Linked DNA regions of Homo sapiens: regions 2, 3, 4, 5 and 6 are each linked to region 1. A link is a loop called in an ENCODE intact Hi-C map of the cell type or tissue named here. Cell type or tissue: IMR-90. All regions are shown on one strand. Region 1 holds the start of OR52N2 (olfactory receptor family 52 subfamily N member 2). Region 2 holds the start of TRIM5 (tripartite motif containing 5). Region 3 has its middle 14 kb from the start of OR52A5. Region 4 holds the start of LOC124902623 (a long non-coding RNA gene). Region 5 holds the start of LINC02749 (long intergenic non-protein coding RNA 2749). Region 6 overlaps TRIM6 (tripartite motif containing 6).

Evidence for each region. Hi-C counts contacts between places; a loop is a spot of excess contacts. Peaks named below come from ENCODE experiments on the same cell type or tissue, not always from the same donor. Only the 100,000 strongest peaks of a DNase experiment are listed, where the experiment ranks them.
Region 2: it touches region 1 in a loop (5-fold over the local background); 32 of 110 quality-filtered maps call a loop at or near these places.
Region 3: a loop joins it to region 1, with 8 times the contacts of the local background. A loop is called at or near these places in 60 of 110 quality-filtered maps.
Region 4: it touches region 1 in a loop (8-fold over the local background); 4 of 110 quality-filtered maps call a loop at or near these places.
Region 5: a loop joins it to region 1, with 5 times the contacts of the local background. A loop is called at or near these places in 8 of 110 quality-filtered maps.
Region 6: it touches region 1 in a loop (10-fold over the local background); 51 of 110 quality-filtered maps call a loop at or near these places.

What each region holds. Positions count from the first base shown.
Region 1 is chr11:5,806,134-5,811,133 of GRCh38, reverse strand. OR52N2 (olfactory receptor family 52 subfamily N member 2) reads right to left here and starts at 2,210. Exons shown (of 2, transcript NM_001005174.3): 1 at 2,080-2,210. In IMR-90, a CTCF peak has its summit at 2,507 (motif pointing right); a DNase peak (open chromatin) is centred at 2,503; H3K4me3 peaks cover 781 bases; H3K27me3 peaks cover 537 bases.
Region 2 is chr11:5,682,833-5,687,832 of GRCh38, reverse strand. It overlaps TRIM5 (tripartite motif containing 5), which reads left to right and starts at 2,759. Exons shown (of 8, transcript NM_033034.3): 1 at 2,759-2,965. RefSeq lists an enhancer at 2,752-3,001. In IMR-90, a CTCF peak has its summit at 3,053; a DNase peak (open chromatin) is centred at 2,722; H3K4me3 peaks cover 1,395 bases; H3K27ac peaks cover 979 bases.
Region 3 is chr11:5,121,997-5,126,996 of GRCh38, reverse strand. No RefSeq gene overlaps it. Among named protein-coding and RNA genes, the nearest start is that of OR52A5, 14 kb to the left of the region's middle. In IMR-90, a CTCF peak has its summit at 2,749 (motif pointing left); a DNase peak (open chromatin) is centred at 2,716.
Region 4 is chr11:6,361,036-6,366,035 of GRCh38, reverse strand. It overlaps LOC124902623 (a long non-coding RNA gene), which reads right to left and starts at 3,241. Exons shown (of 2, transcript XR_007062571.1): 1 at 2,926-3,241; 2 at 769-1,749. RefSeq lists a silencer at 2,663-2,957. In IMR-90, a CTCF peak has its summit at 2,775 (motif pointing right); a DNase peak (open chromatin) is centred at 2,785; H3K27me3 peaks cover 298 bases.
Region 5 is chr11:4,185,766-4,190,765 of GRCh38, reverse strand. LINC02749 (long intergenic non-protein coding RNA 2749) reads right to left here and starts at 3,614. Exons shown (of 2, transcript NR_047550.1): 1 at 3,562-3,614. RefSeq lists silencers at 1,077-1,302, 2,930-3,119. In IMR-90, CTCF peaks have their summits at 3,043 (motif pointing left) and 3,665 (motif pointing left); a DNase peak (open chromatin) is centred at 2,945; H3K4me3 peaks cover 726 bases; H3K27ac peaks cover 138 bases.
Region 6 is chr11:5,598,050-5,603,049 of GRCh38, reverse strand. The region is part of intron 1 of TRIM6 (tripartite motif containing 6); the gene reads right to left. The region is part of intron 1 of TRIM6-TRIM34 (TRIM6-TRIM34 readthrough); the gene reads right to left. It also overlaps a transcript of TRIM5 not described here. Among named protein-coding and RNA genes, the nearest start is that of TRIM6-TRIM34, 3.9 kb to the right of the region's middle. RefSeq lists an enhancer at 2,397-2,691. In IMR-90, a CTCF peak has its summit at 2,568 (motif pointing left); a DNase peak (open chromatin) is centred at 2,569.

The DNA of each region.
Region 1 (5,000 bases):
TTATATTAAATCTTACATATCAAGAATAAAACAGGTGGCCAAAGTTTAAATTATATTTATATATCATATTTTATAAATATTTTAATATATTTTGTGTTTAGCCACTTTTGCCAATAGTTTTTTCAAAAATTATTTTCTCAACTTTCTGTATTACAATAAAAAAATTTTTATCTCCAAGTAGAAAGCTTTTATCATTCATCTTCTTAAACCTTTTCATTGTCTCTCTTGTTCTTACCATAAACCCAAAAATGACTCTATGAAATTACCTGACATCATAGGCATAGGGCTCTAGGTTTAGTATGAAGCAAAACAACAATAACAAAACAACAAAAAGGTAACATATTAGGTTAAAAAAAAAGATTGTGTACTATAAACTCAGATAGAACTGGCCCCTGATTTGAGCCCACTTAATCTTGTTTTCAGTCCCTTCATGTGTGGCACATTCATTCCTCAAAACCTCCATGCCGGCCATTTCCTCTTCCTTAAACAGTTCTTACCTCCCATCCCCCTTCCACAATGTTAACACCAGCTTATCTTCTGTACCACCTTGAGCATTTGTTCCTTCTGAAAGTCTTTTCTGGTATTTGTAATTTGTGACATTACATCTCATACTTATAACACATTCCTTTGCGTTTTTGCTTCATTTGACTTTTCCCCTACCTTATTTATTTATCTTTCCATCATAATTCCATTTTAAAATGTTTTGGGATTTTTGAGGGCCTCTTAATACAACCTTGTACTTTCCTCCTCAGTTCAGAGCTGAGACACACAGGAGACAAGGAGTTGACAGAGAATGTCAACAATTTTATGATATACATCTGGGAAAATGAGGCTTTAGATTTTTCAGGCAAAATACCTTGTTCTGCCTTGCCTCTGATTTAGACTAGCTTGCTCATCCAGTCCCTAGCATAGACACATACAAGTCTCTTTCGGAAAGCTTGGCCACTGACTTTGCTAATGTGGACAGACCAGAATGCGTGGCCTATTCAGGCAGGGAGATTGACTTCTGTGAAGCGTCAAGGCTCAGCATATAGCTCACCCATAGCTCACTGATATCTGATGCTTCTCCCACTCAGAGGAATGAGTTATGACAAGAAGAATGTTGTTCTAAATGAAGTCCTTATACTTGAAGTAATAAGTGTAGAATAATTAATTATACCGTTTTCCCAAATCTCTCTTCCTTTCCTTAAACTTACTGCTATTTGTTCTTTCTCATAATACAGTATCTTCTTGTACTAAATTCAGATTGTGATAGCCTCTCCTGCATGACTACTGGGTAAATAACAAAAGGAAGGCAGAAATAAAGATGTTCTTTGAAATCAATGAGAACAAAGACACAATGTGCCAGAATCTCTGGGACACATTTAAATTTCTTGTCTTTAATTAGCCCACAGAATAGTGAAACTATCCTTGGGCAATGGTAATCATTTTTCAGCTTTTTTATAGAACTGCTTTGAAAATAGCTTTACTTTTTTTTTTTTTTTGAAAGACAATGTAAGATACAATAATTTTCTCTGAGTTCCTCTTCAAAGATTTAGCCGCTAACTTCCTGGTCTTTTGTTCTCAAACTCAACTTTCCTTTTCCTTAGTTACTGTAAAACAGCCTACCGCTTCCCATCAGCTCTAATCAATAACTCACATCTGTTCCCGTAGTTACCTGGACTCATTGTTCCCCGGAAACTGCACATCTCACATGCCTCACCACTGTACCCCGTGTTCCCCTTCCCTTCCATATTTAGAAAGATATTTGCAAGTAGCCAATCTGGTCAGCTCAGCCCATGGGGGAGTGACACAGCCCATGGGGGACCCCAGCCCATGGGGGAGTGACACAGAAGTAGAAACTGTCAGAGATAAAAGCTCCCTGCTCTCCTTCCTTCCCTGTGCTCTTGTGATCTTGATTGATGCGAGTGGCACCCTTCTACAGAAGTAAATTGCCTTGCTAAGAGAACTTTTGCCTAAGTGTTGGTTTCACTTTGCGGCACTGAGCATTTATTCCTAGAGCATTTTTACACCCAACAACTCTGGGGGCTCATCTGGGATCCCCACTCTCCTTCAGAAAGGGATCTTCAGTCATCCTACCCAGGGGAGACGCATTCCAATGCCCCGTTGCGGTAGTCTCAGGGAGGGGAGATCGGGACCCACCCATTGTGATGAATAAACTCGGACTCTCAGCAACGCGAGGAGGAGAGGCTTGCAATACCGCGGTGACCAGGTAAACTCTGTGCACAGATCAAGGTAGGAAACGTCACAGGGGCGACAAAGTACTTCCTTGGTGGTTGGGGGCCGTGGGTCGGGGCATTCTGGAGGTTGAAAGTGCGTGAATGGTAGCAAGCGCTCCTGCTGCGCAGAATGAATGAGTCCAATCTGTGGTTCTGTGGTCACCTCATATGGGGGTCCCATCAGGGGTTTATGCTGACCCGCCATCAAGGCTAAGAGGAACCTGAAATATTCCCACGAGGGAAGCGGCCAGAGTGGACAAAGCGAAAGGATGCAAAGAGCCTCCAGCAGGTGGGGCTAAAGGATAGGCGAATTGAGCCTCAGTTACGATTCCAGTGAAGGATAGGCAAGAGGTCCCCTAACACAAGGGGTTGAGCCACAAGGAATCCCTCGCCAAATAGGCGAGAAATCCCTAATATGATGGGGTTGAGCCACAGCAATGCCCCGTTAGGCAAGAAATTCCTAATATGAGAGATTGCGCCTAGCCAAGACCCAATATGGGAAATATTACAAGCAAAAATGGTAAGAATAGTAACAAAGATATATACCACCTGATAGTCCCCTAAGTCTCATGAAAAAGGATATGAATAGTAACAAAGATATACCACCTGATAGTCCCCTAAGTCTCATGCTAAAATGTTGGGAAGATAATGAAAGAACTAAACATAAGAAAAAGCAACAAATGATAAAATATTGCTTTTCTATTTGGACTCAAAGACCTAACCTCAATCCGTCAATCTTCTGGCCAAAGTTTGGGTCAACTGAGGATATACTATGTCAACTTTCAGTTTAACATGTAAATAATAAAAGCCCAGTTTCTCAAGAAGAACTGGACTATGCTCTTTTTTGGAGGCAAAGACCTGTCCTCCCTTTCCCTTATGCACCTGCCCCTACTGTGGAGACAGTGAAGGAGGGTTCTCAGAGGATCCTAGCAAAGAAAACAGCACATAGGATTCCCTGGACCATCCTTTACCTAATGCCCCTAGTCCCCCATCTAATACCCCCAACCCTTCCCCTCAGGCCCAGCCTAAGTCCTCCTCTGTGAAAGGAATCCAAGCTCCTCATTCGCCAGGTGGCTTTTGACAGGCTAGCGACATCAAGGATCTGCCTCAACATGTTGTCGTTGTCGTGCAGCCTCTAGTGCGCCCCCACAGCAGAAAAAGCCCATGCTCTGCCGCAGCCTATGCCTAAGCAGACTACATTATGGGACATATGCCTTACTTTTGCCAGGGTCAAGTAATACAGGCTTCAGATGCGGCTCCAAGCAGCTAGGCATCCCCGCGGCTAAGTTTCCTGAACAAGTAGTAGATAATCTTTCAGCTGATATATCCGCTAGCATTTATTATGGGTCAGGCCAGTATTAAAAGTGAAAATATCCACCAGAAAAGACTTTGATTATTTAAAGTCACTTATATTAAAATGTACCACCAGAAAAGTATTACATGTGTATAAGTACGAGTTTAAAAGTATAGTTTAACATTAATGACTGATAATTCGCTTAATCTAGCAAGTTTCTTAATGAGATATCCAAAGCTAAAAAGAAAGCACACGTGTTTAGATTTAACTGATTACAAACGTTCGGCCAAACTTAGAAGAAACCCTCTTCAGGAATGATTAAGGGAAAAAGAACGCAACAGGTGTTCAGTAATTAATAAAGAAGTTCCTAGAGAAATTTATAAGCTGTCTGCACTTAGTCAAGCTTTAAATTACCTGCAGGACCAGGAAAGAACCATCTGTACTAATTCTAAATATGCCTTTACAGTGGCTAATACATTTAGCAAATTTCAGACTGGATTAATAGTAAAAGTCAAAGCCTTGTTCATGAGGAGTTAATCACCCAAGTATCTATTGTCCATGTCCCCAAGCACCAGAAAAGCCTGTCTTTTAAAATAACCTAGCAAATCAGATAAGCCGAACAGGCTGCTGTTTCTCCTGTAGGCACTAAAGGGAACTCAGAAAAACATTACCCATTAAAGACCCCAAGCGATGTATAACACAGTCAAAGTTTATATGTGTTTAGGAATTTATACCCTTAGCCAAACAAGTCTAGAGACTTGGTTGCCATAGATGAAATGTCTTCTATCTTCCTATTACCCTAGTAAGTCCAAACTACCTCCCAAAACAATCTACTGCCAACATTCCTACATACTTGGTTTATCTTCCACTTTCTCTTCCCTCAGAACTCAAAATTTTCCGGTACAGGTGCCACCCCTAAAGTTCCCAGTATATTGACACCAGCCTGAGGAGCTGGCCTAGTGCTTCAAACCACTGAAACTGCAGTCCAAACAGCAAGAAAAGATGGACCCATCATACCCGAGTCAAGAAAGCACCACCATCCCCAAAGTCATGGACCATTATTCAAGGGAAAAAACCCCTCAAACTAAAGTTAAGGAAAGTTTAACTCTCTTTTATCTATTCTATTACCCTTTCTTCTTTCCTCATTCTATTGCTGACCTTATTATCAATGTAACTAAGTCAGACTCATCCCAAATCATTACCTTTGAGGCTTGCCTTGTTATGCCTTGTGAAGAGGACGAACAATGGCAAAGGTATGTCTCTCCTTTAGAAAAACACCTCTGCCCCTTCAGAGAAACCACTGACCTCACACCTTGCTCATGGTGGGGGTACCAAGGCACCTTAAGTTAGGAGATACGTTCTCAATGAGCAGATGTCATCCTGACTGCCAATGAACACGGCGAGACCTCCCCAGAAGGCTGTACCAACCTAAAATCTTACCTCCTCCTTACCAAATGAACCACCCCCTCTAATTGCCAACTTTACCA
Region 2 (5,000 bases), 120 kb after region 1:
CTTCCATAGATCTCATAGCCATCCTTTTATTCTCGTCTGGCTTTGAACATCTGAAGTGAACTTTCATCCTGGTCTGATTTATCTCATGAAGTATTAATTGCAGCTGAGAGAAAACAGTAGTAATATTAGGTCCTGACAAGATACCAGAAAACGTGGGCCAATAGAAAAACTGAATGCACCACACACAGTTTATCACCAGAGTAGAGCATGTTGGCAGGCTCCATATTCTAACCTATGTTCTAAATTGTAGAAAAAATATATTATTGTTGGAGCTCTGTGTTTTCTCTGTAAACCCTTTTTTTTTTTTTTTTTTTTGAGACGGAGTCTCGCTCTGTCGCCCAGGCCGGACTGCGGACTGCAGTGGTGCGATCTCGGCTCACTGCAAGCTCCGCTTCCCGGGTTCACGCCATTCTCCTGCCTCAGCCTCCCGAGTAGCTGGGACTACAGGCGCCCGCCACCGCGCCTGGCTAATTTTTTGTATTTTTAGTAGAGACGGGGTTTCACCTTGTTAGCCAGGATGGTCTCAATCTCCTGACCTCATGATCCACCCACCTTGGCCTCCCAAAGTGCTGGGATTACAGGCGTGAGCCACCGCGCCCAGCCTGTAAACCTTATATATCCTGCTTTCCTGCTTGAAAAGGAATCAAATGAAATATCTCTACCTTTGGGTCCATGGATATTTAACATTTTTCTCTTCAAGAAAAAGAGCAAAATAAGAGTAAATATGGTTAGAGTCTGAATAATACTTAGGAAGAAAACAGAGAGGATATTTTAAAAAATCGTTTAAAATTTGTTTAAAAATTTACATAATTACTTTTTTTTTTTTTTTTTTTTTTTTTTTTTTTTTTTTTTTTTGAGACAGAGTCTCACTCTATTGCCCAGGCTGGAGTGCAGTGGCATGATCTCGGCTCACTTCAACCTCCACCTCCCGGGTTCACGCAATTCTCCTTCCTCACCCTCCTGAGTAGCTGGGATTACAGGCATCTGCCATTACACCTGGCTAATTTTTGTATTTTTCGTAGAGATGAGGTTTCACCATGTTGGTCAGGCTGGTCTCAAATTCCTGACCTCAAGTGATCCACCCGCCTTGGTCTCCCGAAGTGCGAGGATTACAGGTGTGAGCCACTGCAAATGTAATCATTACATAATTATTACTAATGCCACATAATTATTACTAAATAACAATTAGTAATATTAATTATAATTGTAACTATTAATAATTGTAATTATTAATAATACTAATTATTATAATTATTACTATAATTATTACTGCCACATAATTATTACTAATGCCAGAAGAATATTTGAATTAAACTAGGTGACACAGCAGTTATCTTTACAGCAAGAATAGAACAGAAATGTGACATCAAGATATTCAATTAAAATTAGATTAATAGCTATATATCTTCATATCTATTTAAATATTACTCCTTATATACACCATATTCTAGTAAATCTGAGACAATAAAGAACAAAATGCAAAAGCCCCCTACCTGATTTCATGAAACAGAAAGCTGCGGGGGTACAGTGTGGAGGGGGTATGAGGTTACTGATGATGGAATTAAGTGATAACAGGCTGCCCACTGCAGTGCTCCCCATTGCCTTCTCCTGAGGCATTTTCATTTTCAAACTAAATACTCCTCTCTACCAATGATCCTAGTTCCAGTGTGGACTTCCTGAGATGTTCCAGTAAGGGAAAGCTTAGAAGGGAGGCTATGGTACATGGACCACAGTTCAGCCTTTTGGACCAGTTTTGCATAGTAACCAGAAGAGAAGAGAGAGGAAGGCCTGGCCCTGCTCAGGGATGCAATAGATACTTTGGAAAAGACAACAGCGGGAAGTTGGAGAGTTCTTTGAAAGTGAATAGTTGAAAGAAATAATGTGGTATTTCTTTATCGCTCTCCAGATAAACTTCTTTTTTTTTTTTTTTTTTTTTTTTTTTTTGAGACGGAGTCTCACTCTGTCGCCCAGGCTGGAGTGCAGTGGCGCGATCTCTGCTCACTGCAAGCTCCGCCTCCCGGGTTCACGCCATTTTGCTGCCTCAGCCTCCGGAATAGCTGGGACCACAGGCACCCGCCACCATGCCCGGCTAATTTTTTATTTTATTTTATTTTATTTTATTTTATTAGAGATGGGTTTTCACCGTGTTAGCCAGGATGGTCTCGATCTCCTGACGTTGTGATCCGCCCGCCTCAGCCTCCCAAAGTGCTGGCATTACAGGCGTGAGCCACCGCGCCCGGCCCTCTCCAGATAAATTTCTAGCATCCTGTCCTCTCTGGGTTTCGGAGTCTTAATAATATGACATCTCTCCTACCTGCAGCTCCTTTTCTGTTCATAGGTCCTATAAGATTTTTAAGTCCAGACCAGAAATCTACTGCAATTCTCTAAAAATCATTAACTTTGTTCTTCCTTCTCTTTGGGCCATATCTGTCACCCAGAAGCAGAACTCAGCTGTGAGATCAGGAGCAAGAGGAGCACATTGGAAGAATTTCGAAAAAGGGCACCTTTTCTAATTTTTAATACTTGGCTGGGTTAATCTGAAACTATGTCAGAAGAAGTGGCATGATAACAAGATCCTGAGACTCAAGAGAAAAGGGAGATTGAGTGGGAATGCCTCTAGTTCCCACGGCTCCTCCTGTGAACAGCACAGCTACACGGCCCGGCTGATTCATTCAGAGGGCGGGACTCACCAGGCCCTACGTGGAGAAATGCCATTGGCCCATAGTTTATCTTTCACTTTCCTGCCCTGAGTGTGAGCAAGAATTTCCTGCGGTTCCTCTAGGAAAATTCCTTTGTGCAGATCAGGCCCGTGGATTGGTGAGTGAATCCTAACCACGTCTTCCCTGGCCTGTCTTCACTCTTCTCCCCAGAATCACCACTTCTGCACTGGTGTCTGAAGGTGTATTGAGTGATTTTGTGGAGGGCAGAAGTAGGAAGTCTTTGGGACAAAACTGTATTTACCTTGGTGAGTTTAACTTATCTGAAAAGCTGTGCGGGGGTGGGGAAAAGACACAGTTCACAGACTTCTTGCTGCCAGAGCTGACTGAGGGGAACAGAGCCGCCTGGCGGGCAGGCAGATTTGAAAGAAGGGAGAGCTTTAAAGTGAAGGGCTTTGTTTCCCGAAGGCTGGTTATTTTTCCATGCTGACTCTCTCCCCATCCCCTCCCTACTCTATACTTTTTAATTGAACTTTGCTGTAGAGAGCCAGAATTCTCTCTTTCAGTGTCTTCTCCCAACAACAAGGGCAAAGACAGGGGCCTTGGAATCCTAATGATTTAATGCCTATTAGTTTACTAATGTAGTGTTTCTGCATAACTCTACAGGTCAGTTCTCATCACCTTGGCCTGGCTCTGTGACATCAGCCTTCATGGTGTGACAGCTGTCCAGTTCTGTAGTCCTGTCATTGTCACTGTAAATGGAGTTCTTTCCCTAGTTCATATTGGTTACAAAGATAATGGGAAAAAAGGCAAGCAGGTTTTATTTCTTGCTAGGAGTGGAGAGTAAGAGAGCTCCTTCTCTAAAGCCCCCTCCCCCAAAACAGTGGAAAGCATTGGCTTTAAAAGAACTGAGTACGGGGAGAGAAAGGAGTGTTAGCCTATAGGGTGGAACTCCAGTTGTGCCACCTCTGTTTATAAACACATGTCTTCATACTGTGTCCGGAATTGGTGGGTTCTTGGTCTCACTGACTTCAAGAATGAAGCCGCGGACGCTTGCAGTGAGTGTTACAGTTCTTAAAGGCGGCATGTCCGGAGTTTCTTCCTTCTGATGTTCGGATGTGTTCAGAGTTTCTTCTTTCTGGTGGGTTCGTGGTCTCGCTGGCTCAGGAGGGAAGCTGCAGACCTTCGCGGTGAGTGTTACAGCTCATAAAGGCAGTGTGGACCCAAAGAGTGAGCAGTATTAAGATTTATTGCAAAGAGGAAAATAACAAAGCGTCCATAGTGTGGAAGGGGACCAGCGCAGGTTGCCACTGCTGGCTCAGGCAGCCTGCTTTTATTCTCTTATCTGGCCCCACCCACATCCTCCTGATTGGTCCATTTTACAGAGAGCCGAGTGGTCTGTTTTGACAGGGCACTGATTGGTGCATTTACAATCCCTGAGCTAGACACAAAAGTTCTCCAGTCCCCACTAGATTAGCTAGATACAGAGTGTAGACACAAAGATTCTCCACATCCCCACCAGAGTAGCTAGATACAGAGTGTCGATTGGTGCATTCACAAACCCCGAGCTAGACACAGGGTGCTGATTGGTGTGTTTACAAACCTTGAGCTAGATACAGAGTGCCGATTGGTGTATTTACAATCCCTTCGCTAGACATAAAGTTTCTCCAAGTCCCCACCAGAGTAGCTAGATATAGAGTGTCGATTGGTGCATTCACAAACCCTGAGCTAGACACAGGGTGCTGATTGGTGCATTTACAATCCCTTAGCTAAACATAAAGGTTCTGCAAGTCCCCACCAGACTCAGGAACCCCACTGGCTTCACGCAGTGGATCCTGCACCGGGCCGCAGGTGGAGCTGCCTGCCAGTCCTGTGCCATGCCACGCACCTGCACTCCTCAGCCCTTGGGTGGTGATGGGACTGGGCGCCGTGGAGCAGGGGGCGGTGCTCGTCAGGGACGCTCGCGCAGCACAGGAGCCCAAGGGGTCGTGGGGAGGCTCAGGCATGGTGGGCTGCAGGTCCTGAGCTCTGCCCCGCGGGGAGGCAGCTAAGGCCCGGCGAGAAATTGAGCACAGCAGCTGCTGGCCCAGGTGCTAAGCCGCTCACTGCCCGGGGCAGCGGGGCCGGCCGGCCACTCCGAGTGCGGGGCCCACCAAGCCCACGCCCACCCGGAACTCCAGCTGGCCCACAAGCGCGGCGCGCAGCCCCGGTTCCCGCTCGCCCCTCTCCCTCCACACCTCCCTGCAAGCTGAGGGAGCCAGCTCCGGCCTTGGCCAGCCCAGAAAGGGGCTCCCACAGTGCAGCGGTGGGCTGAAGAGCTCCTCAAGTGCCGCCAAAGTGGGA
Region 3 (5,000 bases), 680 kb after region 1:
GGCTAGATTAATTTACATTCTCACTGGCAGTGTGTAACCATCCTTTTTTCTCTACAACCTCACCAGCATGTTACTTTTTGACCTTTTAAAAATAACTATTCAGACTGATGTGAGGTAGTATCTCATTGTGGCTTTGATTAGTATTTCTCTAATGATTAGTGATGAGCATTTTTAATATGCTTGATGGCCCCATGAATATCTTCTTTTGAGAAATATCTGTTCATGTTCTTTGCCTACTTTTTAATGGGGTTGGTAGACCTTTCTTGGATGCATATTTTGCAAATATTTTCTTCTATTCTGTAGCTTGTCTACTTACTCTGTTAATAGTTTTTCTTGCTGTGCAGAAACTTTTTAGTATAGTTATGTCTATTTTTGTTTTTGCTGCAATTGCTTTTGGATCCTTCATCATAAAATCTTTGCCAAGGCCTAGGTCCAGAATAGTATTTCCTAGATTTTCTTCTTGAGTTTTTATAGTTTGAGGTCTTACATTTAAGACTTTAATTAATCTTGAATTGATATTTAAAGGATGTCCTATTCAGTAAATGGTGCTGGGATAACTGGCTAGCCATATGCAATCTTCTGCATCTGTTACAGAAGATTGTATTGGCTAGCCAGTTATCCCAGCACCATTTACTGAATAGGACATCCTTTACCAATTACTCATATTGTCAACTTTGTTAAAGATAAGATGGTTGTAGGCATGCAGCTTAATTTCTGAATTCTCTAACCTGTTCCATTGGTTTATGTGTCTAATTGTGTACCAGTACCATGCTGTTTTAGTTTCTGTAGACTTGGAGTATAGTTTGAAGTCATCTGGTGTGACTCCATGACTTTGTTCTTTTGCTTGCTATTTGTTTGGCTATTCAGTCTCTTTTTGGGTTCCATATAAATTTTAGATTTTTTTTTCTAATTATGTGAAAAATGGCATTGGTAATTTGATAGGAATAACATTGAATCTGTAAATTGCTTTGGGAAATATGGCCATTTCACAACACTGATTCTATCCATGAACATGAAATGTTTTATTATTTGTTTGTGTCATCTCTGATGTCTTTGAGCAGTGTTTTTTAATTCTCATTGTAGAGACCTTTCACCTCCCTTGTTAGCTGTATTATTAGGTATTTTATTCTGTTTGTGGCTATTGTGAATGGAATTGCATTCTTTATTTGGCCCTCATCTTGGATGTTGTTGATGTGTAGAAATTTTACTCATTTTTGTACACTAATTTTGTATTCTGAAATTTTATTTCAGTTGTTTAGCAGTTCTAACAGCCTCTGAGCAGAGACTATGGGGTTTTCTAGGTATAGAATCATATTGCGGGTGAAGAGAGATAGTTTGACTTCCCCTCTTCTTATTTGGATCCCTTTTGTTTCTTGTTTCTTTTTATTGTCGATTGTTCTGGCTGGGACTTCCAGTACTTTGTTGAATAGGAGTGGTGAGAGTGGGCATCCTTGTCTTGTTCCAGTTCTCAAGGGGAATGCTTCCATTTTTTGCCCGTTTAGTGTGACATTGGGTGTAGGTTTGTAATAGGCAGCTTTTATTATTTTGAGGTATGTGCCTTTAATGCCTAGTTTGTTGAGGACTTTTAACATGAAGGGATGTTGAATTTTACGAAAAGCTTTTCTGTACCTATTGAGATAATCATGTGGTTTTGTTTATAGGTCTGTCTATGTGATGAATTACATTTATTGTTATATGTATGTTGAACCAATCTTGCATCCCAGGAATAAAACCTACTTGATCTTGGTGGATTAGCTTTTTGATGTGCTGCTGGATTTTGCTTGTAGTATTTTGTTGAGGATTTTTGACTCTATGTTCATCAGAGATATTGGCCTAAAGATTTCTTTTTTCCTTGTGTCTCTCCCAGGTTTTGGTATCAGAACAAATCTGGCCTCACAGAATGAGTTAGGGATTAGTCCCTCCTCCTCAACTTTTTGGAATCATTTTAGTAGGATGAGTACTAGCTCTTTTTTTATACTTCTTTGTAGAATTTGGCTGTTTATCTGGTCCAGGGCTTTTACTGGTCGGTAGGTTTTTTTATTAGTGATTCAATTTTGGAACTTGTTATTGGTCTGCTTAAAATTTCAATTTCTTCCTGGCTCAATATTGAGAGGTTGTATGTTTCCAGGAATTAGTCCATTTCGTTTAGGTTCTCTAGTTTGTGTTGTTCTGCATTAATTAATTTTAAATAAGGAAAAACTAAAAGCCAAAACATATATGCATTTTAAATTAAACTCTGTATTAAAGATATTTAAGAGTAGGGAACTTCTTGGGATCAAGAGATTGTTAAAAAAAAAAGCTTGTGATTTACTTTTCTAGGAAGGACTGCTCTAATTTTCTGTCTCTTAAAATAGGACAAAAATCATCTGTGCATAATTGATTTTCCTCCCTTTCTCTTAGCAAGTCTTACTTCTTACAGGCATTACTGTACTCTCAACCCTGTTCTGCCTACCACTTCCAAACACACTTCTTTCTTGGATCACTGAAATGCCTTCTGGAAATCCTTTGATGGTCAAGAGTAAATACAAGGTACAATATTTGTTTTGTTTTCGATTCCCTTTCCTTACCAAGCATACAGTAACGCTGTCCAATTTGTTCAGAGATGAAATGGAGTCTCAATTGATGCATTGCCTTATTTTAGTGTCCTTTTTCTTTGTCAAATAAGTGAGAACGAGATAAACCCTATCTCTGGGGCTCTGAGAGACAGGGATGTGTTTTACTAACAGAAGATGCTTCAACACTGCCATCTCCTGGCCATACTAGATATGCCAGGCCCCCAGGGAATTGAGCAAGCCGCTAACCCTTAGAAATGGCTGGCTTTAAACTTCCATCTTTGCCCTAGGGAAAAAATATCTCTCAGGATTTGAGAAAGGCTAATAAAACTTTGGTAATCAGGGAAAATTATGTTACAAACCACAAATATTACATAGCTGGGACCAGCAGAGAGCAACCTTCCTCTGTGCCAGTCACTTGTCACTGTTGCTCCTGGATATTGAGTAAGTTATAGTTAGGAATGTGTACAGCTCAAGTGGAGGTGAAACAGTACATCCTGAAGTACAAGTACAAGTGCAGCTAATGAATGTAGACTCCAGAAAAAATCCAAATCATAAACATGAAGAGTATATTTTTGTTAGGGTCTCACTTTGAAATTCTATGAACTACAATTAAAGAACAATAATGATAAGTTGAAGAATCTACTTTGGAAGATTGAGATGTTAAGGGCAGTTAGGAGCCTGCTATTGGAGAAGTAATTTAGACCTGCAGATGTTTTACTTGAAAGAGAGAAGGATCATGAGTGTGTAGGGAAGTTGAAACTATCCCTCTGAAGGTTGAAGTCTACGTCTGTTAAAATGAATCGACAAAAGACAAATTAACAGGAAAAAGACATAGAATTTTATTAACATGCATAAGCATGGAGAACTCCAAGGAGAATGATTACCTGATAACTCAATTAAGCACAGATGCTTATATATCCTTCTTTATAGGGGAGGGGAGAGATTGAATGGGACCTGAGAAGAGACAATAGTTTGAGATGAAGTTCATCTGGGCTCCAGGTGTGGTGTTTAATTTTCAGTGTCTTCCTCTGTAATATGAGTTTTAATCTTCTCTGGTTAATGGAATTTCAGGGAAGGGATTGAAGGCAATTGTGTTCCTCTTTAGGGGTCTAGCGTCTAGGTAGATAAGGGAACTTCAGAGAATAACCTCATCCCATGCTTTGGGAAAGACAAAGAAGTGAAAGACAGGAAGGGCTGGGGGATGTCAGAGAAACCTTGCGGTTGCTTCTTTAGTTCAGAATGTTAAAGTGCTATATTTAGGGATATTGGTTTTCTGGGCTCTAACAATGTAATGATCTCCAAAACATTCCAGAGTTTAAATCTGTGGTTATCATGGTGACTAGGGGCCAGGGAAGAACACAGAATAATATTTGGATGTGATGACTTGAGTTATGGAGAAATATTAGAAATGCTTAGCACACCACTTATAAAATTTATGGATCACCTTGATTTAGACCTAGACAACTAATCACTTGCATAACCTCTCTGCTCTCACTTAAAAAAAAATCATTGATGCATAATATCATGTTACCAGCCCTGCAACTGAACCATAGTTATTTGCCAGTGTATCGTTACTGGAAATTGTTAAGTGTCCCAGCCACAGCCATTATATTGCAATCAGAATTTTGTTTTGGATGTTTCTCTATTTCTGCTGCTTCCCAAGGCACTTCCACCTCAACATGTTTGTCAATTATTTCCCATTGAATTTCTTGGAGAATTTTCAAATAGTCTCATCCCATCATATTTTTCGTATGTCAACTTTTCCAGAAGATAAAAAAAAAAAATAGAGCTTTCGACTTTCCTTCAGCAGTAAGTAGCCTGATTTCTTTTTTTTTTATTATTATTATACTTTAAGTTTTAGGGTACATGTACACAACGTGCAGGTTAGTTACATATGTATACATGTGCCATGTTGGTGAGCTGCACCCATTAACTTGTCATTTAACATTAGGTATATCTCCTAATGGTATCCCTCCCCCCGGCCCCCACCCCACAACAGGCCCAATGAGAACACATGGACACAGGAAGGGGAACATCACACACCAGGGCCTGATTTCTATGTAAGGGTTATATCTGTTCACACTGCCTCCATATGGAGATTCAGGCTTCCAAACTCGTTAACTAAACCTCACCTCTAACTAATTCAACATCTTCTTCATGGTTCCCCTGACGATACAACCTGAGGTTCCTCTTCTCCTAAACCAGGTACTCTAAAATTTCCTTAATTTTAAATTTATATATAAATAGTTTAAATATGTCTTTACCCTCCAATGTGTGGAAAAAGTCCTGGTGTGAGAGGTTTAGGGTGCTTATATGAACTACAGAGTTTTTGTATACGGTTGTCTCCTGTATCAGAATTGCTATGGTAATACACCAAAATTATGTGACTGTCATTGTCTACTGAATGGAGTCTGAGTCTTGCAGCAGTGTCATATTTGAACACTT
Region 4 (5,000 bases), 550 kb before region 1:
GCCTGACAGGAGGGACAGAGAAGAGACTTTTCCCAGGAAGAAGGCCACTGTGTAGAAGGTAGAACCACAGCAGGCCTATTCAGCAATGGAGGCTTAAATGAGATACAGTCACAGCAGAGGCAGAGGAAAAGGTGGTGAAAAATCCTGGCAGGCTGCTGGATTCTGACTGCCAGTCTCCTACCAGTTCATCTGAATGGTCAAAGTCCACCAGCTAACGGGAGCCTGGGAAATGCAGCCTGCAGAGACCAGTTCCCCAGCAATTCAGAGCCAAGCAGGAGGAGGTCTGGAAGGAAACCTGAGGAACGGGTCCTCACCCTGTCCTTACCCAGCTTTATTTTTCTTTAGGTCACTTATCCCTACTCCTATTCTATTCTATTTTGTTCTACTCTAATATGCTCTGTTTAGTTCTTTTCTGTTCTAGTGTTTCTATTCTACTCTCTTCCATTCTATTTTACTGTTTCTATTCATTTGTTCTCTTCTCTTCTATTATTTACTTGTTTGCTGTCTGTTTCTTCCACTAGTAATGAACTGCACAAAAGTAGAGACTCTTCACCAGTGTAACCCAAGTACCTAGAACAGTGGTTGGAATATTACAGGTGCCAAATGAATATTTGTTGAGTGAATGAATGAATAAACTTGCTTACTGTTAAGATTCAAGAGGGCAGGAAACATCTACTGTGTTCATTATGATACGCCCAGTGTCTACCACAGTACCTGGTCAGCGTGTGTATTGGTTTCCTAGAGCTGTTGTAAAAAATTACCACAAACTTGGTGGCATAAGGCAACATAAATTTATTCTCATTGTTCTGGAGGCTAGAGGTTTGATGTCAAGATGTCAGCAGGGCCACACTCCCTCTGAAGGCTTGAAGGGAGAATCTGCTCTTTCTGCTTCTGACATTTCCGGGCATTCCTTGGCTTATGGCTGCATCACTGCAATCTCTGCCTCTGTCTTCAGTGGCCTTCTCTTGCATTTGTTTCTTTTAAGGACATTTGCCATTGGATTTAAGGCCCATCAGATAATCAAGGATCCTGAGATCCTTAACTTGATTACATCTTTAAAGTTCTGTTTTCCAAATAAGGTCACATTCACGGGTTCTGGGACATGGGCATAACTTTTGGAGTGGGGGAAGCAACTATTTAACCTACTACAGAACTTACAAAACACTTGTTGGCTGACTGGCTAGACTGACTAGTCTCCCTGGGTCTACTTTTGCCCCTGTCCAATCCGTCTTCCACAATGCCACTAACCTGACCTTTCTAATTAGAAAAAGCCTTCTTTTCTTTTTCTTTTTCTTTTTTTTGGAATCATAACTTCCTACTTGGAAATTTGAAAAAACTTCTGTGTTTTTCCATCCTAGGGGAAAAAAATTCATACTCCTTAGCTCAGCTACAAGATCTTCCATCTGTTGTTCTCTGCTTCCCTGTTCAAGTCTCTCTTCTCCCTCTCTCCTCACTTTTCACTTTGTGCTCCAACCACATGGCTGACCAGGGTCCTCTGTATATTTGTGTAGTATATGCAGTTTCTTCTTCCTCAAATAGCTTCCTATCCTTTGACCCTTTGGCAAACTCCTATTCATCCTTCAAGTCTCAACCAAAGTCCCTCTTCTATGCTGCCGTCCCTGCACACTGACCCCACACCCCTATCTAGAATCCTAATATGTAGATGCTCATTTGATGTTTGTTTGAATAAGTAAATAAACCCAAGTGGGATGGGGGCTGAGAAGGGTAGGACCTGGATTAGGCTTGGGTCTGGAAGAAAAGGAAAATGGGAAAAGTCACACTTGGTATCTAGGACAGGTGCCAGGGACTGGTGGGATGCTGGGACTGGAAGCATTTGGCCTTTGGGTAATACGGCCTGAGATAGATGTGATGGGAGGCCTGCCTATGGGAGGTGGTGAGATGGCACAGGGGTGTGTGGTCTGGTGTTAGAGGGCCAGCAGATGCGAGGCCCAGGTGGGCTGCCATGCTATAGAATCTAGTCTTCTTGGGCCACAGTTCCCGGGATGGGATTAGTTAACTCAACAGAGACCACCTTTGTTATGAGACCTGGGCACAGCTGTGGCCATGTCTGAAGAGGGACCCGGGAGCACAGGCAAAACAAAATGGAAAGCCCCAGTGGCCAGAGGCCTCTCTGGAGACCAGTGGGAAGGGGACGATAAACAGAGGAAACAGATGGGACCTGTCCAGCTCTTGGGGATCAAAGAGCCCCCACAAACACCACTCCTTATGTCCTCTGAGTAATGGTCTTTAGTAACCTAGGCACAGAGGGTCCTAAAAGAGAGGACTATAGGTCACTGAAAGGACCTGGTCGTGGGGGTCTGAGAAAGGCCCTGGTCTTTGGGGGTCAAGAGCTATAGGTCCTGGTCATTGAATGACCTGATTGTGAAGCCAAGCCTAAATGAGGTGCCCTCACCACCATGGAGCTAGAATGAGGGGTTCTGGTCAGTAGAGAGCCTTAGAAAGAGGCCCTGGTCATTGGATGCATGACCTAGGGGCCCTGGTCACTGAGGCTCTGGTCAGTGGGGGGTGGGACTGGGGGCTGCACAAGGGGCCCTGATTCCTGAGGAGACTGACCTAGAGGCCATGGTAACTAAAGGACTTGAGCAGGGGGCTCTGGTGACTGAAGCCTGAATGAGGGGCTCTGGTCAGTGGGGGCTTAAGGGAAAGGCCACTTCTGTTATTCCTGAGCTGAGGTGGGGAGAGCTCAGTGCTCCTTGTCAGCCTAGCATGCTCCTGTGCCCTCCCAACCTGACCAGCATGGCTCCCAATAGCCAGCAGATGGCACTGTGGCCTTGCCTGATGAGAAGTGGGCAGCCAGCAGGCAGTCCTTGGGGTGAAGAAGCTCAGCGGAGAGACAGGCTCAGGTGCTGCCTCCAGCAGCTTTGGGAGCTGCAAGAATTTGGGAGGGGGTGTGGTAAGACAGACCTTGATCAAACTCTCTGGGGTGATGGCCCAAGGCAGACGCGCTGGAAGCAGAGAATGCTGTGCCGTGGGTCAGGAGGCCTCAGTGTCTTCCATACCTCAGAAGGCAGGACGGGCTTGGTCAATAGCTCTGGAGTTCAGAACAAACTACTGCAAATGTGGCCCAACATACTCAGATACACTTTCACTCCAAGACTAATGCAGCTGTCCCTGTCACAAGATCCAAGACAAACTAAGACGTACCCTGAACATTAAGCTGTCATTTCCCGGCACTCTCAGTATTCCAGAAGGAATTAAGAGTCTGTACCCTGGCACAGTCAGAACTTGTCACAGCCCAGAACTCAATACCTCACTCACGGGGCGTGGCCACATTCCAGAACCATGTCACAGTCCAGGGCCTTGTCATACCCCAGATATAGACACAGAGTGGGGCTCTGGCATCCCTCAAATAATGGCACGTCCCAGGAACCTCCATGTGCAGAACAACCCAGGGCCTGTCCTGTCAATCTTTATATACTGGCATTTCCCAGGGGCTTGTCACAGCCCCTGCTTGGCCCTGAGCTGTGATAGTATCTGGTGTGCAACAGCTACGATGTGACAGGGCCCTGGGATATGGCAGTATTCAGTATACAACAGAGTCCTGAAATGTCCCTGTATTGGAGGATTGACAGGGCCCTGGGCTGTGACTTTATCTACAATGTGCAGCAACTGGTTCCAAAACTCACACCTGTGGGTTTGGCCATCATCAACAAGTATTAGTGATCAGAGTGCATAGCAATTATGGTGACAAGCTCCATGGGGGATACAGAGTGTACAAAGCAGTGTTTCTCAAACTATCCATGGTGACAAGACCAATTTTATTTTAAACATTTGCATTTCAAATCCACTGCAGACTGACACTTTTGTAAAATGCAATTAAATTGCTAGAAAAACAAAAATTTGGCCGGGCGTGGTGGCTCATGCCTGTAATCCCAGCACTTCGGGAGGCCGAGGTGGGCAGATAACCTGAGGTCAGGAGTTTGAGACCAGTCTGGCCAACATGGTGAAACCCTGTGTCTACTAACAATACAAACATTAGCTGGGCGTGGTGGCAGGCACCGGTAATCCCAGCTACTTAGGAGGCTGAGGCAGGAGAATTGCTTCAACCCGGGAGGCGGAGGTTGCAGTGAGCCGAGATCGTGCCATTGCACTCCAGCCTAGGGGACAAGAGTAAGACTTCGTCTCAAAAAGAAAAAAGAAAAAAAAGAAAAAATTTAAAAAGACACAAAATATGAACCCAGTTTGTAAAAATAAACTTTTTATTTTGGAATAATTTTAGATTTGCAGAAAAGTTGCGAAGAGAGTAGACAGTTGCTGTGTACCCTTCATTCAATTTCCCCTAATGTTAATATCTTGGATAACTGTGGTACATTTATCGAAACTAATAAATTAGCTGTGGCATGGTACTATTCACTAAACTACAGACTCTCTTCAGATTTCAGCAGTTTTTCCACTAATGTCCTTTTTCTGTTTCAGAATCTAATTCAGGATACCATATGGCGTTAGGTGTACTTTTTGTTATTAAATTAAATGATAAATAATGATTCTGTCAAATTGCTATAGACATTTCTAAATGCTTACTCTCCATTTCTGAACTTATCTTCTCATGGGAACAAATAATTTGTAGGTGGATACTGGCCTGTAGGCCACAATTTTGAGTAGCGCTGGTATAAAATGGCTAGCTGTCATATATATGGTGGTGTGGCAGGGAAGTGAGGGGTGGGAAGCAACTGGCATTTACAACTAGAGTACAGGGGTACAGAGGAAGCAAAGGTGGTGGCCATGTGGGTGGGTCTTGGCCATGGAACACAGTAATGGAAATGGAGAGCTTTTGGAATGCAGTCCCGAAAGATACCTAGTAAGACAGTGATCCTGCAAGTGTGCATTGTTTTGAAGTTTTGGTGTAAATATCTGCAACAACCAGCAGGTCCTGATGACTATTTATGAGCTCATTGAGCTATAAAGGTGGGTAGAGAACTTCGAATTTTTTTTTTCTTTTTTTTTTTTTTTTTTTTAGAGAGGAGAAGAAAAACCACACA
Region 5 (5,000 bases), 1.6 Mb after region 1:
AGGCAGGGTTCCCACAAGCCACCACGGGACAGTGACACTGGGGAGGCACCATCCAGCAGACACAGCCTCAGGAGCCAGAAGTGTATATGGGGATTCCAGCACTTCCCCTGGGGAAGTGAATTCCCACTGACGTCCAGGTGCATACCCTGGTCAAGAGGACACATAGGGACTGGGGTCAGAGCCCAGGGAATACACTGGGCAGACAGTGTATGGGCCAGTGAGCACCAGCAAGGTTCCAAGGACAAGGTGGCTGGGGGCCTCAGGGAGCCTGGGGCCTCAGCCATTTCCAAATGACAACTAGTGTTTCGGTATTTCAGTAACTGGCCCTGCCCTACTTGACACATAGTCTAAATATCAAGCCTACCCTTCCCACCTCTAGCTCTTCCTGACATCCACCACCTGTCTCCCACATGAGGGGCTCCCAGGGCACAAGACTGTAGAATGAGCCATCCAACAATCCTGTGACCTGCTTCCTCAACCCCCACACATTAATGACACTCCAGCCTTGGCCATGACCAAGTGCCTCTCCCTTCCTCATATTTCTACCCTACTTACACTTTCATGACCGCAAGTTCATATGATCCTTGCCCCAAGAGCTGAGTTTGTACCAACAAGTATTCCCTTTCAGCAGGGATACTGTAGCCAGCCTACCCATGGCCCTGCTCCCACCTCTGTAAAGCCTTGAGAGAACCTGAGGTTCACCAGGTCATCTTCCCACCCAAACCACACTCTGTTCTGTCCCACCCCCTGGAATATCACTCAGCCTTTCTTATCCAAGGCCTTCCTGCAGGCTGTACTGTGAGGCATACTACACACTCTGCACCCAGACTTTCTTTTCTTCCTTCCTGCCTCACCTAGGCCTGGTTGTGGAAGGTGGTGGGGGCATGGGGGCACTCAATACTTGAAAGATTCCTTAAGGAGTATTCCACCCAAGATACTAATAAGGATGGAGAACTGATCTGCCCAAGGCCACAGTGAATTAGAGACTGAGCAAGAAGGTAGAGCCCACATCTGACTCCTGTCTAGTTTGTTTTCTTCAGCAGCATAGACAAGAAGCCTATCTCTGCAAACCCAGGACAGACCCTCCTCCCCTGAGCAAAAGGAAATCCTCTCTTTTCAGCTCCTGCCAAGGTGTGGGCCCTTAGCAAACAATAGGCCAGCTGAAGGCCTTGGAAACAATGCAGGCTAAAGAGAGGGTCACCATGAGCAGACCTGCAGGTCTGTCTACCTGGAGAAGTGGTTTGTTTGCTCTACTTGTCTTGTTTTTTGTGTGTAGGGGTGGGGGAGGTGAGGAGGCGGTGTCGGAAGGGCAGTACCACCAAAGTGGCTAACATTTTCCAGACAGCAGCCTGGCCCCAGTGCCACTTCTGTACCTTCAGGAACACAGCGGCCATGACTGGTGCTCAATGTGCCCAAGTTTACTGCATTGTAATGTGTAAGAAGATGCTATGATGGTTGCAATCTTAGAGGGTAGACTAGGTGCAGAGAGGGACAGGGGACTTGGGAACTGCCTCCCACTACCCCTATAAAAATATCTGCCTGATAACAATTTGGGTTGGGTGACTTATAAAGGAAAAAAGAAAAGAAAATCTCTGCCTGACAGCCACAAAAGTGCTGCTGCTCATGCCAATACACCTCATTCCCTAATTCCAAAATGGCTAGCAAGGTCCCAACATCAGCCTTTTCCAAGAACAGTCTCCTTCAGAGTTATTATCCTAGTACACGGTTCAGAAAAGGTCCTCAAAGCAGCCAATCTTGGCTTTAGATGATGATAGTGATACTTTAAACAAAAACATGAAAGAATTCAAGTTCCTTTGTAATCTAAGCAACCCACACCTTGAGGTTGGCCTGCACATCTGAAAGGGAAATCGAAAACATTTTATAAAATACAGCATTTTAAAGAGCCAGGGAGGTAATTTTGAAAAAGGGACCAGAAACTTCCCTTTCAGTTAAGACTTCTTGCCTTTTTCTACAGAGTGGTGAAGTCTTCTCTATACCACTCCAGTCTAACGTGACCCTGACTACCAGCACTCAGGGGTGGATGGGGAGTGGTTACTACTGTCAGGAACCCATCTCTTGTGGATTAAAGTCTTCTGTGCCCCCCCAAATTCCTATGCTGAAGCCAGAACCCCCAATGAGGTATTAGGAGGTGGGGCCTTTGGGAGGTAATTAGGTTTAGACTAGGTCAAGAGGGTGGGACCCTCCTGATGGGATTAGTGCCCTTATAAGACAAGGAAGAGATCTCTTGTCAATGCAATCTGACCACACAAGCATCAGGCATCACAGTCCAGAGGGGGCACAGTATAAAGGGGTGAGGACCCGGGTATTGAGTAAAGATGAGCTATTTGCAGGCAGGTAGCATCAGAGCTTTCTGGGCCAAAGCAATAACGATACAACAAAAAGGAAAGGCAGGCAGCAGATCCTGCACAGTTTGGGCCAAAGGGACCTCACAAGCACAGCCCTGCTCTATTACGCAGTGAGCGCACGCTCCCACCAGGCCTGGTGGGCACAGCAGCTGAGGCTCCCTTTCTCAGGAAAGAGAGGCTATTCAGAGAGCTACTGCACTGCCTGAGACCCTCGGCTACTTCCACAGATGCCGCTAACAAGTGAAAGTAGACTTTAGGATGCTGCTTTCATAGTTAAGGATTAATTGGGTTTAAGGCTAGAACTGGAATTGGTCATTGAGTTTTAAAGACTGTTGCCAGATAATAAAGTTGAAAAATACGAAGCATCCAAAAATCTGAACGCCCAAGACCTTTTCCTACAGCTCTATCAGCCTCAGAGCACTCCTTCAAGATTTCATTGCTATTAAAATAGCTGAGTGAGGAAGAATCAGGACCAGCGCGGCTCCGCAGTCCCTCCCTACTGGCTCCCCGCCCACTAACTTGCAGATCAACTGTGCTTTCCTCGTTGGCACCCACCCCAGCCCCCGCTCAGGCCCCGGCAATGAGACCAGCGAGCGGCGGTCAGAGTGGCGCACCCGCGCTCGACTGCTGCTGTCGGCCCCGCCGGGCTCATTCAGTGGACTCGGGCGCCCCCGTGAGGCCGCGGGTGGGCGGCGCACCTAGCTAGTGCGCCCTGGGTCCCGGCGGCAAATCCTCGCGGCCTGGCACTCACTTGCGCGCCATCTGGACTGCCGCCCTCTTCCCCCGAGCCTCGTCAGCGCCCGGCGGATCGGCTGTTTGCTAGGTCGCCGGGGTCCCTAGGGCCGAGTCGGCGGTGGCCGGCCAAGCAGAGCTAACGAGACCCTTGGGAGGGCAGCTGCGGCAGCCGGGCCATGGCAACTTGTCGCGCTGCCGCCGCCGCCGCGGCCGCCGCAGTGTAGGCTCGGCAGTGCCCCCAGGCCCCGCACCAGCCCGCGACCTGCTCCGCCGCCGCCCTTCTCCCAGTCCCTGCCCCGCTGTCAGCGGAGGCCCCCACGAGCTCTACACTGAGCGCCTCCCCGCACTGCCCCGCGGCGAAGTCGCCGTAGAGGAAGACCGGGCTGGGGGCAAAGGGGCGTCAGCCCTGCCCACTCCCAGTGCCATCCCCGAACGCGCCCTCCCCGGCCCCTCCAAAAACCTGGGTGTGGCCGTCCCCTGCCTGGGGCCCTCATTGAACCGAGGCCTCATCCATCTTTAAAAGGGAATGGGGAGGGAAGGGAAAGAGCCAGTCGCCCTCTGGCGCCCAGCCTGGGATGTGAGGGTGCTCCACTGACACACTAAAGTGAAGGGCCCCGGAGCTACCTACTGAGCTCCCCATCTGGGTGGGGAAAATAATGGTGTTATTTCATAGGGGTGTCACGGCGATAATAATCTAACGTTTATTGTCCATTTGCCAGGAATTAGGCTGTGTACGTTACTCCAGTGACCTCATTTAGTTCTTACAACACTGATGGCCCCATCATGAGTGTACGTTTATTCCCATTTTACATATGGGAAAACTGAGGCCTAGATTCATATGACTTGACCTGAAGGCACACAGCCAGTGACAAAGCCAAAGCTCTTTACCCCAGTGTTTTCTCTTTTTTAATTATTTTTGGTACAGACAGGGTCTCTCTATGTTGCCCAGGCTGGTCTCAAAGTCCTGGTCTCAAGTGATCCTCCCACTTAGCCTCCCAAAGCACTAGAATTATAGGCATGAGCCACCACGCCCGGCCTACCCCAGTGTTTGAGAAAGTGTCTTCCAGGAGTCACAACTCCTCAGAACAAAGGATTTCATGGCCCAATAATTTGGGGAAACACTGCATGTTGTACTTCCCTCTGCTTTTGTGGGGTCTGACAACGTTTAGTGAGCTTGAGTCTCTCCAAGAAGAAAAGTGTTTAACTTGGTTTGATTCAGTGTTTTCCAAACTTATTTGAACAGAGAACACTTTTAAAAAAGACATCCCACAGGATGCTAATAAGAATGTCTTTTTAAAAAGTGTTTTCTGTGTACACTTTTAGACACACTTGTCTCCTCAGTCTCAGATGAAACAATAGCTGTGGGAGTCTTTGTATCCTAAAAAGTGCTGTAAAACTATGAGGGCATGTTTTATTGTTGCTAGTGTTATCATAATCATCTTCATTATTTTTAGGAATTCTGTCTGTAGCCTCCTGGGACTCCACTCTGTGGTGCTGAATAAGAATAACTAACATTTACTGAGCGTTGCCTATGTGCCAAGCACTGTTCTAAGTGCCTTCCGTATATTAACTAATTTATTCCTTAAAGCTACCCAGGTATTATGGCCATCTGAGGAAAAAAGACACAGAATCTGAGGATCCTATGAGTAATAGATGTAAAATCCTTAAAAGAAAGCCCTTACAAGTGCTACGCAAGTGCTTGCCATTATCATTATCCCCATTGCACAGAGGAGGAAACTGAGGCACAGAGCAGTTAAGTGACTTGCTCTAGACCACACTAATAGTAAGTGAGTTGGAACCCAGGCAGCCAGGGGCAGGGCCTGTCCTGGTACCCACTGTGGTATCCTGCCTCTGTACCAGCCACGGAAAGGAAACCCCAGGTTTGCACCCTCATCAGCA
Region 6 (5,000 bases), 210 kb after region 1:
CTCTTGCTCCTATTGAATAGAGACAAACTGAGGCCCTGGAAAGGAGGGGCCTGTGTGAGTCACTGTCTGTGTGATCTTTTCTTTTTTTTCTTTTTTGAGATGGAGACTCACTCTGTCACCCAGGCTGGAATGCAGTGGTACAATCTCAGCTCACTGCAATCTCCGCCTCCCAGGTTCAAGCAATTCTCCTGCCTCAGCCTCCTGAGTAGCTGGGATTACAGGCACGTGCCACAACACCTGGCTAGTTTTTGTATTTTTAGTAGAGATGGAGTTTCACCATGTTAGCCAGGGTGGTCTTGAACTCCTGACCTTAAGTGATGCTCCTGCCTTGGCCTCTCACAGTGCTGGAATTACAGGCATGAGCCACCGCACCTGGAGACTGTGTGACCTTTTCTCACCCAAAACATATCCTCAATGTTAAAAGCACCTAAAACACACTGCTGCCTCAGGATTTTTGCATTTGTCGTTCGTGATGTAAAGATGACCCTTTACTCTGCTATCTGCATGACTTACTAGCTTCCTACCTATTCCCTTATCAGAAGGGTCTGCTCTGACTAGTCTATTTAGAGCACAGCCACCATACAATCACTCTCCACATATTCACCTCATTAGGGGGTCTTGCTCTGTCGCCCAGGCTGGAGTGCAGTGGCGTGATCTCGACTCACTGCAAGCTCCGCCTCCTGGGTTCAAGCCATTCTCCTGCCTCAGCCTCCCGAGTAGCTGGGATTACAGGTGCCTGCCACTATGTCCGGCTAATTTTTTTTGTATTTTTTAGTAGAGATGAGGTTTCACTGTGTTAGCCAGGATGGTCTCGATCTCCTGACCTCATGATCCGCCCGCCTTGGCCTCCCAAAGGGTTGGGACTACAGGCATGAGCCACTGCACCCGGTCTATTTTACTTCTTACACCACTTAATACAGATCTTTACTTGTTTGAATCCTCGCAGTGAAATGTAAGCTCCATGAGATCTGAGACTTTTTGTTCATGGTTGTATCTTCGGCAGCTAGCATAGAGCCTGACATATAGGTCCTCAACTTTGGATGAATGAGGGGGTCAGAACCCCCTCATCCTCTACAGTGATCATCTGTGACCTTTCCATGAGCTCTTTCACCTCTCTGCCATCACCTTTGCATCACTCTCTGGTATCTGATCTCTAAGACTGTGAAAACACTTCCACTTCTTAACGGCCCTGCTCCACATAGAGCCCTCTCACCACATGCTCGCCTTCTCAGAAAAAAACCAAAGAAACAGCAATGGCCACAATAAGGGGTGGTAATTTTTTTGTTGTTGTTGAAACTGAGTCTTGCTCTATCGCCCAGGCTGGAGGGCAGTGGCACTATCTCGGCTCACTGCAACCTCTGCCTCCCGGGTTCAAGCGATTCTCGTGCCTCAGCCTCCTGAGTAGCTGGGATTACAGGTGAGCGCCACCATGCCCAGCTAATTTTTGTATTTTTAGTAGAGACAGGGTTTTACCATGTTGGCCAGGCTGATCTCGAACTCCTGACCTCAAGTGATCTGCCTGCCTTGGCCTCCCAAAGTGCTGGGATTACAAGCGTGAGCCACTGCGCCCAGCCTGGGGAGGTAATATTTTTACAACTCATGATTCTGTAACCAGTTGTGATTTAGAAATCACATTCTCTTGCTTTCTTTATCCCTCATGGACAACTCTGCATAAATAAGAGTATTCTCCATTCTTTAATAAGAAGAGACATTAAGTGACTTTACACAATCATGCACCTTGTAAGTTGTAGAATTGGCATAACCTAACCTTTCCAGGGTGCTAGTTCAAAGCTTCGTCCTCAAACTCATAACTTTGACCAAAGACAGTCAGTGGTAAAGGCTGTGAAAGTCAGGCATGGACCAAGTGCTTTCGAAGTATGGAAATGAGAGAGATCCTATTTGATGATGGGATTTTGCCAGGGCCTGTCTTAAACTTCAGCAGGATCCTAAGGGGGTCCATATGTAAGGAGAGGTGGCCGGTAAGGCAGTTGAGACCTTATATCTTCATTGAGAAATATGACCTTTATTGTCTATTTTTCTTGGAAGAGTTGTTGATAAATTACGTTACCATTGTTTAAAATCACACTGAGAATACTCTTTAGAAAATTTTTAAAACTGTTTCCAGCACTGAGTTATTTTCACTGGGAGCCATTTGTTCTGCTTGTCTACCTGGAGTTGTGTTTGGGCCACCAAAGAAGAGCCAGCTAACACTGCCTATGTGAAGCTCTGGCCCTGGTTCCAGGCGTGACCTCGCTGTTCTGAACAGGCCACAGTGCGTAGGGAGCAGGCAGAATTCTCTAACTTGTCTTTGGCTGGTTTCCCAGCAAAAGTAAATGTACACTGATGTAAAAAACAGTCCGTGTGGGCCTCAACACAAGGCCCTGTAAATTGTACCAATTTACCCCCATCTTGAGGACCTGGTGGATTTAAAAAGTATATCAAACTGCCTCCCAATAACAACACTCCCCTTAGAAGAAAGGGCCTGAGAAAGTGTCTCAGATAAGGGTAAGAAAAAGTCATGGGATGTAAGCATAAGCCTCCTAGCGGCCCTGCTGGGGGATCTAGCGAGCCGAAAACAGGTTCTTGGCGCTGCCATCTAGTGTTCTGTGGTGCTTCTGCAAGTACTAGCCTGGCTCTTCAGCTTTGCCATGCTTAGCAGCAGCGATGCTCACAGCAAATATCTACAGAAAGCCCATTAGGTATTCAGCAAGAATTTAATTATTTTGTACATAATAACTCAATAATTCCACATAACAACATTATGAATGTCCCTTAAATCTCATCTCATAGTTGTATAAACTGGTATTTAGTAGATCTTTCAAGTGGCGGGGCCGGTGTTGAATGCAGATACGCAGGCTGCAGAGCTGGAGCTCTTATTACTCCCTTATATTCCTCATCTCCATAAAGGGTGCAAAATATAATTAACAAATTAATGAACTCTGTGCATCTAACTGGTAGTACTAATTGGTGTTACAGACGTATTTACCTATCATCTGAGAGTCTGTTTAACCAAATTAATCACACCTGTGGGAACTGCACTATTATTTCCTTTGTTAATATCTCCTACCATACCCACATCATCTCACTTAGCACACTGCACTATAAGGCTCTATTGCCTTTGATAATAGAGGCAATAGAGGCTCTAGAGGCAATAGAGGCTCTATTTATCTTCCAGGTGCCCCAGACCTTAGCACTGCAGCTAACACAGGAAATGATCAATTAACTTTATAATGGATTGAAAATTATAGCTTACTGCTGAGCTTATAGTTGGCCTTGATGTTGGCACTAGAGTATAGAAATAAATGTGCTATCTTATCAAAGTGTTACTGTTAAAAAATAATTGTGTTGGCCGGGCGCGGTGGCCCAAGCCTGTAATCCCAGCACTTTGGGAGGCTGAGGCAGGCGGATCACAAGGTCAGGAGATCGAGACCATCCTGGCTAACACGGTGAAACCCTGTCTCTACTAAAAATACAAAAATTTAGCTGGGTGTAGTGGCGGATGCCTGTAGTCCCAGCTACTCGGGAGGCTGAGGCAGGAGAATGGCGTGAACCCGGAAGGTGGAGCTTGCAGTGAGTCGAGATCGTGCCACTGCACTCCAGCCTGGGCGACAGAGCGAGACTCCGTCTCAAAATAAATAAATAAATAAATAAATAAATAAATAAATATAATAATTGTATTGGTATTATATTTTAATTGAAAGTCCAATTCCAATTCATCCTCCCCAACAAACACATGCACACTTTCATTTCAGGCAAAACTGTATTTAGCGTACCCAATTCTCTTGAAGGAGAACTACTGCCTCATAAATGCAATGTAGTAATAGTCCCAAACTGAAAAGAATCCATGACATCACTAACTGGTAAATGAACAAACTGTGGTGTATCCATACAGTGGCATATTACCAAACAATTAAACTGTTAATATATACAACAAGATAAATCTCAAAAGCATGCAAAGTGAAAGAACCCAAACATCAAATTTAAGTTATTGTATGATGCTATTTATGTGAAATCCTAGAAAAGAGAAAGCTATGGTATTTGAAAGTACATCAGTGGAAGCCAGGGCCCAGGAGTGGGAGAAAAGTTTGAACTGCAAAGGGCATAAGGAAATTTGAAGGGTGAATACATAAAGGGAAATGCCCTTTATGTATCATGATCATGGTGGTGGTTACACAGCTGACTGCAACTGTGAAAATTCACAGAACTGTATGCTTACAATTTGTAACTTACTAGATAGAACTCAATAAACTGACAGAAACAAAAAAATACAAGAAAAATTAAAAGCTTGGTTTCTGATCTTCTAAGCATAATGGAACTGTGTTGTCAAACATGTAGCCAGATATGGCTCTTGAGCATTTGAAGTGTGGCTACTCAGAAATGGGTTGCTTTAGGTACAAAATACACATTGGATTTTGAAGATTTAGTTTAAAAAAGTTAAAGGATCTTATTAATTTTTTTATGTTGATCACATGTCCTAATTGTATTTTGCATGTATTGGGTTAAATGAAATGTATTAAAATTAATTTCACCCGCTTATTTTTAATGAGGCTACTTGAGTATGTAACATTACATATGTGGCTTCATTCTATTTCTAGTTCATTATATGTCTTTTTCCTATCTAATATGCGCTGTAGATATTCATCTAATACTCTCTTTAGACAGAGAAAAATTCTTGAGCAGAAAAAAGATTTGTAAGAGTTGAGGTCTCTTGTCAAAGCTGAGGCTTGGGAAAGAAATTGTGAAGGAGGGGAGCATACAGTTAGCATAGGTGACCCTTGCCCACACACCAGCAAGCCCTGACTGCCCACTGCAGCTAAGTGCAGCCCAAGGGAGATATGGGAGGCTGCCAGTTTCCAACTGAGGCCAAGTCTCCAGAGCAGTGTGGACGGGCTGAGAGAAGGCATTCTGACTGTGAGGAGTGCAGACGAGAAGAGCCTGCAGTCCCAGAGCCCAGTGCATCAAATTAGCAGAAGAAAGAGCCCAAATTCACAACCAGGTGG